2 separate regions of the Homo sapiens genome follow, and region 1 is linked to region 2. A link is a contact called in ENCODE Hi-C or POLR2A ChIA-PET data. All regions are on one chromosome and are shown on one strand. The core of a region is the stretch at or near the end of the contact, and the rest is flanking DNA. Distances in the headings are between cores, read along the strand shown. Region 1 has its middle 36 kb from the start of IKZF1. Region 2 has its middle 72 kb from the start of SPMIP7.

Region 1 (6,090 bases), core at 241-2,740, 99 kb after region 2:
TCTGTTGAGAGTTGAGGGATGGAAGATAACATACACAGAAGCTTAGAAACTGATTGAGGCCTTGACTCTGAGCTTCCTTGGCTTGTCTAAGTCAGGACAAAATAGGAAAACTCCAGTTTGCACAATTCACAGTCTGGTCACAGTGGATCTTGCTGCTTTTCAGGAAAAATCACATTCCTTGGCCCCGTGCTTTAGAAAGGTATATATGCATAGGATGCAAAATTATCAATAACATCCCTGGTTTTTTTAAAAAAATGGCCACAATAACAATTATTCCATGTGGCTGTTTCTTTCAACAATCCTTAGTGGAAAATCTAAGTCTGAAAAGCTTTGTGGCGTCGTCTTGAGAGGCAGAGAATTGGGTCCAGGTATGTACATTTCTGGAGGTCTGGCTTAGTCCTGGGATAAAGATTGGATAATCTTGATGAAAAGGCCATCACTACAGCCTAGGGTGTCCTGGGTAAGTGGCATCTCTGAAGGTGGTGGGTCTCGCCTAGCAGACAGGCACTGTACCTGCAGCCTGAGGGAGAGGCTCTTGCTCTGTTCAGAGAGGGTGTTATGTTAAGAGGGTCACAGAGCTGGGCTTGTGCTGGAGCACAGGGCAGGAGGGGTAGGGGGCAGGGCTGTACTGCCTTTACTGGTCTTCACCTCCTCCCTTCTGGTGGGCTCCACCAACTCTTCTTCCTGCCCCAAGTGTGTGGTCTGCATCACCCAACACTTGTGACTTTCCTGTCATTCTTTGCCCCTGTGCAATGCTACTTTGCTCTTGAGAGTCTCGGCTTTTTGCCGGGAAAGATCATCACAGCTCATCTTCCTGGAGAAACCAGAGACTATTGCCTCCCACCCTGACTTCCCAGTATGTCAGCTTGGATAAGTGCTTCAGAGGGGGTGAATGACACTTTACACTTTGAAATCAGGAGTGTCTGTTCTCAGGCTGACCCAGAGCCGCAAGGCCACCTGTGGCACCCCTTCTCCATGCCCAGGTGACTCTTCTGAGCTGTCTCTACCCCAGGCACTTCTGCAGTCCTGCCCCTCCACCTTCATTGCCTTGGCTTGTCCTAATTAAAATTTGTAATTTAAAAAAAAAAGAAAAATCAAAAGCTGGTAATCGCGAGCCTTCCTTGTAAAAAACACAGCTTATTTCTATCATTAGCAACCTGTGCTGCAACAGAGCCCCTGACACGTGCATTTCAGGAGCAATTAGGAATCGCTGGCTGCATTTACATAACATTAAAATCACTGTCTACATATGCAAAATAAAATGAATCTCTTCCCATTGCTCCCACAGGCACTGGCCTGAGATAGATTTCTATCTGTTTTTGCATTTTAGCCACATGGATTTATTTGATCTGCCCATTATTTGCTTTCCTGGTAACGGGAGGTTTCCCTCCACTCTAACTGCCTGGCCAGGAGCAGCAGGCTGGGCACACCCGCGCCAAACCACTCGGGAAGAGGGGGTGAGGCGGGGCCGCGGCCTATCTCATCTCCCCTCCCCAGCATGCCTTGCAGCTGCAGGAAGCCACCCACCCATATTTCAGAAACCACAGGCTCCTGTGGGTTCCGAGAGCCTCTGTCCTGGGTGTGCTTTGAAACATGCACACAGTTTAATGTCTTGTTAGTCACCTTCTTTTACATTGCTCAACTGGAACTGGGAAGGAGCACCAATTACTGTGAACCATGCATGGTTTGATCTTCAGTCTTCCCCTTCCCTCAAGAGCAGCCATTCTGGTAGCAATGCCCCACTGCTGCATGATAGAGTTCTAGCTCAGCTGGTGTGTAGAAAGGAGGAGGCTGTTTCTTGTTATGAACACCTTCCCACCACACAACAACGAGCTCTAAGCAAAACCAAGATGTTTTTAGCTGCCACCTGTCATATCAGAACCCAGGATGCTTCACTATGGAATGAGGAAGAAAAGCCCACCTAGTTGGAACCACGATTGAGAGTTGCTTCTCCCCTACTCCTGTGCCCCTGCAGTCTCTCTTTCCATCCAGAGCCCCTCTTCCCTCTCTCACCTGCCTACTCCCTTATTTTAGACTCAGCCCAGGGCCTGAAATGCACACTTTCCCCTCGAGCTTCTTCAGGACTTTCCTCTGGCTCCCGAGGCCCCTGCATTTCACTGCTGTAGCTTGTGGTCTGAGCCCCTGGGGGACAGAGCAATGTCTATCCCCCATCCCTGGAGCTCAGCAAAGAGTCTGGCTGCAGGAGGCACTCAGAAGATGCTCCTCAGCTTGAAGTCAAGAAGACTCTGGTTTGCCTAGCTGAGGCCTACCTGGTTGCAGAACAGTTAAAGAAGGAATATGCTAGATCAGAGGTAGCCAGCCAAGGCCAGCAGTAGACTCTGCAGCTGACACCTTTAGGCCTGCCTGAGGCTGCAGTGAGCACCTCAGCTGACCACATTCAGCCTTCCTGACTGCAAGACTGGAGAGGCCAGCATGCCTTTGCAGCTGCAACTCCAGAGCCAATCAATCAATTGCCCAGGGTAGGAACCCCTCCCAAGGCAGTGCCCTCCAGTTTATGAGGCCTCTGCACTCTGTGACTTCTCCATCCTCACAATGCCCTGTTACATGGGCAGTGATTAGCCACAATGCACAGATGAGGAAACTGAGGTTCAGAGAGGTTACACCACTTTTTCAAGATCACATAACTCATAAAGACCAAACATATGAACCTACAAATGTTGATAAATCCAAGTCACTGTGTTTTTGGTTGTTTTCTTTTCCCTAGCCACCCACTAAGCCTGGTGACAGGAGCAGCTTCATGGGCCTGCGAGCAGTGCAGTCTCTCAGGGTTTTACAGTTAATGCTCTGTGGTTGCAGTCTTGAAACTGTGAATAAATTTACCTTGAATTTGTGTTTTGTCCGTAAAGTCTGACGAAGCAATGGAGCATGCATTGGGGACTCGGAGACTCTGCTCATGTGGGGCTCCCTTCCAGGTGCCTCCCCCTCCCAGGGATGGGTTCTCAGCTACCTGCCCAAGCAACCCCCAGCAACCACTGCCATCTGCTGGGAGGGGACCTGAGCCTGTGCATGGGAATGGTTGGGCCTACACAGTTGTGAACAGGGCCCTGGGTACCTGTGAGTGTCTGCAATCTCCCCATGAGTATTCCTGTGTCCAAGGGATGTGACATTAAATAGCAAGTAAAAAACACCATGACAAGAGAGAGACCCAGAAAGAAGGAAGAAATGTTTTTCCTGCCATTTGAGCAAGGGACCCCCTAATTTCAGTTTGCACTGGGCCCTACAAATTATGTAGCAGCCCTGTCTGGCAGAGGTGTGCCAGGTAACCCTATGTGTCCACTACCTTGCAAGATGGATGGTGGGCAATTGGCCCTTCCAGTGCCCCATAGGGCCTAGTATCTTAGATTGTAGTTATTCTTAAGGAATAGGATGAAAGGAGGAACAGCAGCAAAATGCCACCTTCATGACGTGCTCCAGAGACTGACCTCCTTCCACCTCTCTCTCAAAATTCATGCTCTGCTAAGCCAAGGGCCTCATTGGCCAACAAGTTGAGTTCAGGCCACCTCCTGCTCAAAGGAGAGGATAAAAAGTATTGTTGAATATCTAAGAGCTATATTTTTAACACTTGTGTCTAAAACAAGGTCGCAATTTTGCATCTGCAATAATTTATGCCTGGAAATAAGGAAGTGAAATTCCCACCTACTGGAAAGACAGTTAGGAGGGCTGTTCCATGGGGCAAGTGTGGTTTAGAGCTGTGCAAACACACATAGCAGGTGCAGGGAGACTCAGGAGCCATGAACAAGCAGCTGCCATGAGCACTACTGCTGGGTACCAGAGAGGGACCAGCCTTCTTTCCTCATTTGAAATGCGGGAAAGGGCAAGAGCGCATACTTTACAGGGGACAGGCAAGGTTTGAAGGAGACCAGACCAGAGCAGGATTTGTCTGTGTGAGATGTGTGTCCCCAGAAGGGCAGTCTGCACTGCCTGGCATTCCATCCCAGGAGTCTCACTGCCTTAAGATGCTTGCAATCCTCCCCTGTTAGGCTCTACATAAAACTGTGTAACTTTTTTCTGTCCTGCACATGCTGGTTTCCTCTACTGGGCATCCCTCATGTACTCTTCAGCCTTCACCTCTGCTGGAATTTCTTTCAGAAATCTCTGAGCTGAGATATGATTGGTACTGACTCCTCCACCAGCTTAGGAGTGGCCATGAGGGCTGACACCCATCCTGGTATCACACTACCTTGGCCTGTACAGGGTTAGGATCCAATCAGAGGCAAGGATATTTGCTAGGGCCTTGGAGAAAAAGAAGTTTGTCTTGTGGGAGACCTTCAAGGGCAAACATCATCCTTTTCTCTGAATGGTAGGGCATGAGAATACAAGGTCTGGATGTGAGGGCTGAGATGATCCAAGGTCCACCAAGTGCAGTCCACCAGGCCGGCACTGCAGAAGGCAGACCACAAAAGTAGAGAGAAACTGAGCCATTCATTTCACTGCCGATCCATTCACTGGATCCTGCCCCTGGCATCTGCTCTCAGCTTTTAAAATTGGAGCTGATACATTTCCCATATCATTTAGACAAGTTTCAGGTTTTTTAATTAAAAAATTTTTACTCATGTCATAGACATTAAATTATATATCGATGTTCAATTTGCATTTTCATAAAGTAGTGAGGTTAACTCTTAATTTTACCTCTTCTTGACCACATGGCACAGGAAAGCATCTCAAAGTCCTTACCAGGATAACTCTGTGGACTGGGTGATTGATGCACCCCAATGCGAGCCTAGAGCTTGCATTGTGCTCATTCTATGGAAAAACAGTCAATCTAAAGAGCATGGCAGAGTGGGCTATGGAGACTGTGGTGGGCAGAATTCTCAGACAGCCCCAGTGACCCTCACCCTTGTATAGTCTCCTCCCCTTGGGTGTGAGCAGAACCTGTTGAATGTGTTGAGATAACCACTCCTGTGCTTATATTACAGTTCATGGCAAATGGGGTTTTGCAGATGGAATTAAGGTCAGTAATCAGTTGACTTTGAGTTAATCAAGAGAGATATCATCTTGTTGAACAAGAGCCCTTTTCATCCGTCTCTAGTGGTCAGAGATGGGAAGTGAGATGCTCAAAGCATGAGAGAGATAAGACGTGAGGGAGATTCTCTGTGGCTGGCTTTGAACATGGAGGGGACCACCTGGCAAGGAACATGGGCAGCAGTGTGAGCTGACAGCAGTCCCTGCTGAGAGCCAATGAGGAAACAGGGCCCAGCCTTACAACTCAGAGGAACTGAATCTTCCAATAACCTGAATGATCTGAGAAGGCGGTTCTTTCCCAGAGCTTCCGGATTGAGGACTCAGCCCAGTGAGCATCTCAATTTCAGCCTCAGGAGACCCTAAGCAGAAAGCCCAGTCACGTTGTAACCAGCCTTCTACCCACAGAATTGTGAGGTGATAACTGGGAATTGTTTGAAGCCACTAATTTCATGATAATTTGTTATGCATCAATAGGAAAGTAACACAGAGGGACAGACCACAGCAGCTGTCTGAAGTCTCACCCAAAGCTACAAGGCTATTTGTACCCTGGCCTTCACAGTTATTTGGAAAATTAGAGTCCTTTTTCGCCTAAGTTTATTTAAATTCAATTTCCATTCTTGGTGACCAAAAGCCTCCCAACATATTTCTTAAGTTCTTATAATATCTTTTAATTTATATTTTATGATATGCTGCAAAGAATAGGACTAACTGGACCAGGGATATTCAGATTTTTAGCAACCTTGCTGAGAATTTTTAATTGTTTTCCAAAAGAGTAATGTCAATATATCCTGCCACCAAAAAAACAAACAAAAAAAAAACTATGAATTTACCAACAGCAGCATAAATCTACCATTATCACTCCTCTTGTATTATTTGGTTAAAAGGTGGTATTAATTTGTACCTGCATTTTGTTTTGTTTTTTAGCTTTCAAACTTAATATGTTTAATCAATTTGTGTGAACTCTCTGTTCATTAATTATGATCAACTTTCTATTGGAGTGCTGGTTTTTTTCTTGCCATTTTTCAGTGAGAATACCTATTAATTTTCTGTCATACTTAAACCATTTCTGTTTGGTTTTTTTTGAATTTTATTTCTATTAGGTATATT
Region 2 (5,838 bases), core at 1,644-4,143:
GTTTCCTCTGTGCCGGCCCAGACTTGGCTGGTTACCCAGACTGGGTTTCCAGGGCAAATCCCATTGGTTCTAGTTTGTAAACTGTAAATGGAAACAGATTTACTTCCTTACATGCACACTTTGGAAATAAAGCCCTAAAAAGTGTTCAGTGTTAATCTACGTTTCCAGTGCTGGTACATTGTTTTTATTGTGTCTTCCGTGGGCAGAGCCACAAGATAAAAGATAAAGTGAGACAGCAATGGGCCGGTGAGGACAGGCAGGAAGAGGTGTCTGGGCAGAGGAGGGGTGGGGAAGAGGCGCTGAGGGTGTGGTGCCCTGAGGTTGTAGGGTGCACATTGTGGAAGGTTGGGGTATCTGCACTGGAAGGCCAGTGTCACAGGATTGAGGCTGTCTGCTCTGGAGGGACCCATGGGCAGGGCCCAGACACAGCCCTGGGATGGCAACCCCACAGTGCTAAGCACAGTTCCAATGCAGGATTGCTGAGCTCAGGGCAGGGCTGTGGGCTGAGTGGGAACCGTGCTGGGCAAAGCAGAAATCAAGGAGAACTGATGTCTGATAGCTGAGGGTAGGGGGTGGTATCAGAACACTGACTGTTGTCTACTTGCTGGAAAGAATGACTTCCAATCACAAATTAGTATATTGAGTAAATATTCCCCAACATTTAACGGCTTAGTACTATGCTTTCATACTCAGTTATCTAAGAAGACATACAACCAAAGTCTTCCCTGAGAAGTTTACTAAAAAGTCAGTGTTTCAAGGTAGATGCCCTATGGGTCCTTTCCTGGGATGATTCTAAGATCATGTGAGCAATTGTAGACTCCTAGTCCATAATCTAAAGCTTGCCTAAATAGACTACAAGGATAACAGTCATGTCAAATGCTGCTGGGAGCACCTGGACTGGTTTCTAAGGAAAGTCTTGGCCTTCTGGTTGCTTCCTTGGCATGCATCATGGTGGAGTGGCCTCTGTTAAGGCACAGGCCTTGGTAAGAAGCTCAGTGTTCAAAGTGTGAGGTCCAGCTTATGCTGAACCGAGCTCAACAATGTGGATAGCGGTGGGAGAAACCACTGCAACTCTACCTTCCTCAGCCATTGGGACCCCTCCCAGGAAGCAGCCTCATGGCTGCAAAATCAAATCCAGGTTTGTTGTTGTTGTTGTTGTTGTTTTTGAGACAGAGTCTCACTCTGTCGCCCAGGCTGGAGTGCAGTGGCATGACCTCAGGTTACTGCAACCTCCGCCTCCTGGGTTCAAGCAATTCTGCCTCAGCCTCCTGAGTAGTTGGAATTACAGGCGCGTACCACCATACCAGGCTAATTTTTTTTGTATTTTTAGTAAAGACGGGGTTTCACCTTATTGGACAGGCTGGCCTCGAACTCCTGACCTCGTGATCTGCCTGCCTCGGCCTCCCAAAGTGCTGGGATTACAGGTGTGAGCCACCGTGCCCAGCCTAAATCCAGGTTTTATTGGCAAGTTTGGCCCTGCCACACTTGGGCCAACGTTTATGGAAACAGAGGAGCATTCAGCAGGAAACCAGAAGATGCTGTGTGCTCGCTGCTGATCTATGTTGAGGCAGCCACCCTCCATGCTGAGCAGACAGCTTCTCTTATCTTTCATTTTGTCATCCGGATACTAAATGTGTAATCCTTTTAATATGCAAGCAGATTATGTAAGATATAATATGGAATTTAAAGGGGTGTAAAGTGCTACAGCATATCAAAAGATGTATCTGAATCCACGTCTACAAAAATTGGAATATGGATATATTCATATATTCACGTTATATATCAATATATTCATATTCCAATATTTTGTATATCTATCCGTCTTTGAATATCTTGGAATATGGATAGATATAGACATATCATTTTATCTGAACTTAGAAGTCCCCTTGACTTCATTTTTTCTTTGGGAAAAAACTTATCTTTCCTAATTTGCTCATTAAACTCGGGTCAGAAATATTCATTTTAGGTTATTGGTTTTCTCGGTCTTGCTATTTAAAAGAGTATTTCTCAACTGCCATCTGGAAAAGGTCACAGAAATATTAATATACTTCTAAAACTAGAAGACCAAAAGCCTCAGCTTTCAATATAAGTTAAAGTGTGGTGATGCAAATTGCAGAAAATCAGTGGCCTGTATCTCTTCAAGAATTATTTAATAATGAATTTACCAGTAGCAAAATAAAAGGACCTCTCCTGAGTAAGCTTTAAACACAACTGAAATACACACAGGGGAGGAAGAGCCACTGGGCTTTCTGCGACTCCGAGGATGACAAGGGAAAGGCCATGTGGTGTTCAGACACCTGGGAGGGCCAGGCAGGGCCCTGAAATGACAGGAACCTCAGCCAAGGAGCTGAGGAAGCAGGTAGGGAAGGAGGGAGAGCCAGAAAAGGGGATGCACAGCAGAGACTGGGCCAAGGCATGCTCCCCTTACAGCAGCTACCAGGCCCAGCAGGCCAGCACCTTCCTCTCATGTTCGCGAGGAGCTGTCTTGAGTAAATGCCCCACAGGAGCACACGTGGATTCCTTTGATCTACACACGGGGGACTTCACAACCTCCCAAGGATGAGTGGTCGCTGCTCTTTTGGGGCTACTGTGAGCATTTGTGCAGTGAAGTCAGTTCTTGGCTCTGAAAACCAGTGGAACCAAGCAAAGATTCTCCCCAGATGGAGTACAGGCTCTGTGAAGGCTCATGGGCTGCCCGTGGGTGCATGGCCCAGCCTTTCACTCAGCTTGACAGCCAGATCCTCATGCTGGATGCCAGGCTATGCCTGGGGAGGGCTCCTGGAGCTCAGGCGTGAACTCCATGGTGCTGCAGAGGTGAGAGCATGGGATATTTCTCCAAACCACTGGGACCTTTACAAAACCTTTACCCTCTTCTGCTTAAAAGGTTAGCTTAGCTAAGGCAGGGCAGTGACGTTGTTTTGGTTGTGGTTTGATTCTAGTTCCTTTCAATTCTTCATCGTTTGTCCTTCAAGGTTCCTGGAGTCTGGGGCTCCTGAGAGCAAGCCCCAGCCCTCTTCACAGTGACAACACCCCTTCCTTTCTGGCACACCCTGCAGAGAGGCCACCCTTTTCCCCAGAGGCACCCCTTGTGAGTGAATTGCTCCTGTTCACTTCCTGCCTGAGGGGCAGCATTGAAGGGGGCAGGGAGAGGCAGGGGGAGGGATGTTTAGCAGGGGTGAGGAGAGGAGCAGCCGTTCTGGGCACGCGGAAATTCCAACTGTGCTGAGACTGACGCTCACGTACCCCCGCCTCTGGCTGTGGGACAAGAGTATTTGCCTTCTTGGTAGAAATTTTCCCTAATACTTAGTTTTTATTTCCCTAAGTTTCTAACTTTCTACAACTTCAAAGTTCACATGGAAATACCATTAAAGCCATAACCTATTCCCTTGGACAGTGGCTGTGTGCTGCACTAGGCCCTACCCGGGAAGCCACGCACCTGGCCTATGTCAGAGTTGCTGCTCCGGGAGAGGTTAGGACACAGGATCCAGCACTCACACTGATTTGTGGCATGGAATTTATGTCCTCAAAGCCTCCCATTTCTCACTGGGAAGATGTAGGTTGTTGTGGATGTTGAAGAAGAGAATATGCAGAAGTACCTGGCACGTTAGACGCAATCAATACATATTACCAATCGTGAATATTAAAAATCATTATCCTCTGAAACACGCCTTGGCACCACTTCTTGGCCTGCAGGTACAGTCCATGAAACAAGTAGCCCTTCCCCACCCTGCCTAGCCCCAGGAGCCATCACGATGTACCATGTCCTCTTTTTTTTATTATTATTTTTTGAGACGGAGTCTCTCTCTGTCACCCAGGCTGGAGTGCAATGGCGCGATCTCAGTTCACTGCAATGTCTGCCTCCCTGGTTCAAGTGATTCTCCTGCCTCAGCCTCCTGAGTAGCTGGGATTACAGGCACACACCACCACGCCCGGCTAAGTTTTGTATTTTTAGTAGAGATGGGGTTTCACCATGTTGGTCAGGCTGGTCTCGAACTCCTGACCTCATGATCCCCCCTCCTCAGCCTCCCAAAATGCTGGGATAATGGACATGAGCCACTGTGCCCAGCTAACCATGTCCTCTTACTCCAGCCAGCCTGGGCCTCTGGCAATGCTGAGGAGCCAGGGATACTGGGACTCACATGGGCACCAGCACTGGAGGCTGAGAGCCAGCCTAGAATCCAGAGCTCTCAGATAAACCCCCACATTTATGGTACTTCCGATATTGCCTTACTTAGGTTTTGTCTGTAATATGTTATAGCAGTGATCTCATTGTCATGAAAGGACCCTTTTATGTATTATTTTCCCTGTTCCTTCAAGTCTGGTTTTACTCCTCTTGTTGAAAGTCATGTTTTATTCCTCTTGGTGTGAATGAGGGTAATGTATGTAGCCAGGTACTATTAGGTATTTGCAAATATCTGCAACAAGGATGGATGGATAGATCGATGGATGGATGGATGGTTAGTCACCTAGAACTCCAAGCAGTCCCCTTAGCAGAAGATATTTAAACCTAAAATTCACAAGGTGGAAAGTCAGAAATTTCCAATACTTTTTCTTCTGTGTTTGTACTCCCAATTACTACCTTTTTGTTCCCTGTGTTTTCTCCTTCAGATCATTTTCTTTCACCTATTGCTCTGGTCAGTATCCCTCCTCTTGTCTGCTGCTTCCCTCTGCTCCCCAACCTCATTGCTTACAATGTGGGTCTGCTGGTAATATTTCATCTAGTTATTCCAACTACACTACAAGGTAGGTATTATTTCTTACATGTTACAGATGAGGAAACTAGAATTCAGACAGCATGTCCAAGGTTACACACTAGCTCATGGTGGGTTGAGGCATCTGGCAGAGATCTGCCTCCAACCAGTGTCAGACCACTGATATTCTGATTGCAAATGACTATGAACTATATTTACTCAAGTACCGCTCATTCTAAATATTACTAAAAGAGAGAAACTATTTCTGTGAAAATACTGCTAATTCCAGTTTTTGGGCCCCATGTCAGATGGAAGTGCAAATGTTTTTCAAAAGAACATCTTATTCTCTGTGCACATTCCCCTTCAGAATAAATGAACAGTTCTGGGGCTGCTTATCTGGAAATTCAATACATCAACCTGGAATATAAGGAGCCACCATCTTTCTTTCTTTTTTCAAAAACAAGCTCTCATGTGTGTCTTGTAAAGTCCAAGGCATACAGACTCCCCAGGATGTGCCTCCTAAAGTGCGAGGCATATGAACCCCAGGATGTGTCTCCAAAAGTCTAAGACACACAGGAGAGCTTGATTTAAAAAAAGAAAAATAAATAAATAAATAAATAGGGAGGGAGAGAGAGGAGAGACAGAGAAAGAAAAGAAAGACTGGGAGGCCGAGGCAGGTGGATCACCTGAGGTCAGGAGTTCCAGGCCAGCTTGGACAACATGGTGAAACCCCATCTCTACTAAAAATACAAAAATTAGCTAAGCATGGTGGCACATGCCTGTAATCCCAGCTACTTGGGAGGCTGAGGCAGGAGAATCACTTAAACCTGGGAGGTGGAGGTTGCAGTGAGCCGAGATCGCACCACTGCACTCCAGCCTGGGTGCCAGAGCAAGACTCTGTCACACAAAAAAAAAAAAGAGAGAAGGAAGAAAGGGAAAGGAGAGAAGGAGGGAGGGAAGGAGGAAGGGAGGGATGGAAGGAGGGAGGGAGGGAGGGAAAGAGGGAGGAAGGAAGGTTACTTCCCCAGGGGCATGTGATGTTTTCTTGTTGCAGAGATAAATCCCATAGGCGAGGCAAGGTCCAAGGAGAAGAAGGTATTACCTAAGAAACTCCGAGAGAAGAATGGAGGCTCCTGCTTCACGGAAG

Evidence for each region. A loop is a pair of places that touch in the nucleus more often than their neighbours do. ChIA-PET counts read pairs that join two places held with the same protein, here RNA polymerase II (POLR2A). Pooled maps may share reads with other maps.
Region 1: a loop to region 2 is called in a pooled map, with 2.1 times the contacts of the local background. The contact joins two enhancer-like sites. A Hi-C loop is called at or near these places in 1 of 168 maps with a recorded cell type or tissue (OCI-LY7) and 3 of 50 pooled maps. POLR2A ChIA-PET finds 5 or more read pairs at or near these places in 5 of 52 experiments (CD4-positive, alpha-beta T cell, GM12878, OCI-LY7 and 1 more).

What each region holds. Positions count from the first base shown.
Region 1 is chr7:50,265,506-50,271,595 of GRCh38, forward strand. No RefSeq gene overlaps it. Among named protein-coding and RNA genes, the nearest start is that of IKZF1, 36 kb to the right of the region's middle. RefSeq lists enhancers at 1,562-1,661, 4,968-5,027. Within about 2 kb of position 1,491, at least 8 of the 41 ENCODE cell types and tissues checked have a DNase peak (open chromatin) inside an H3K27ac peak, as active enhancers do; they include CD4-positive, alpha-beta T cell and OCI-LY7, where a contact is called at or near this core.
Region 2 is chr7:50,164,743-50,170,580 of GRCh38, forward strand. No RefSeq gene overlaps it. Among named protein-coding and RNA genes, the nearest start is that of SPMIP7, 72 kb to the left of the region's middle. Within about 2 kb of position 2,894, at least 2 of the 41 ENCODE cell types and tissues checked have a DNase peak (open chromatin) inside an H3K27ac peak, as active enhancers do; they include CD4-positive, alpha-beta T cell and OCI-LY7, where a contact is called at or near this core.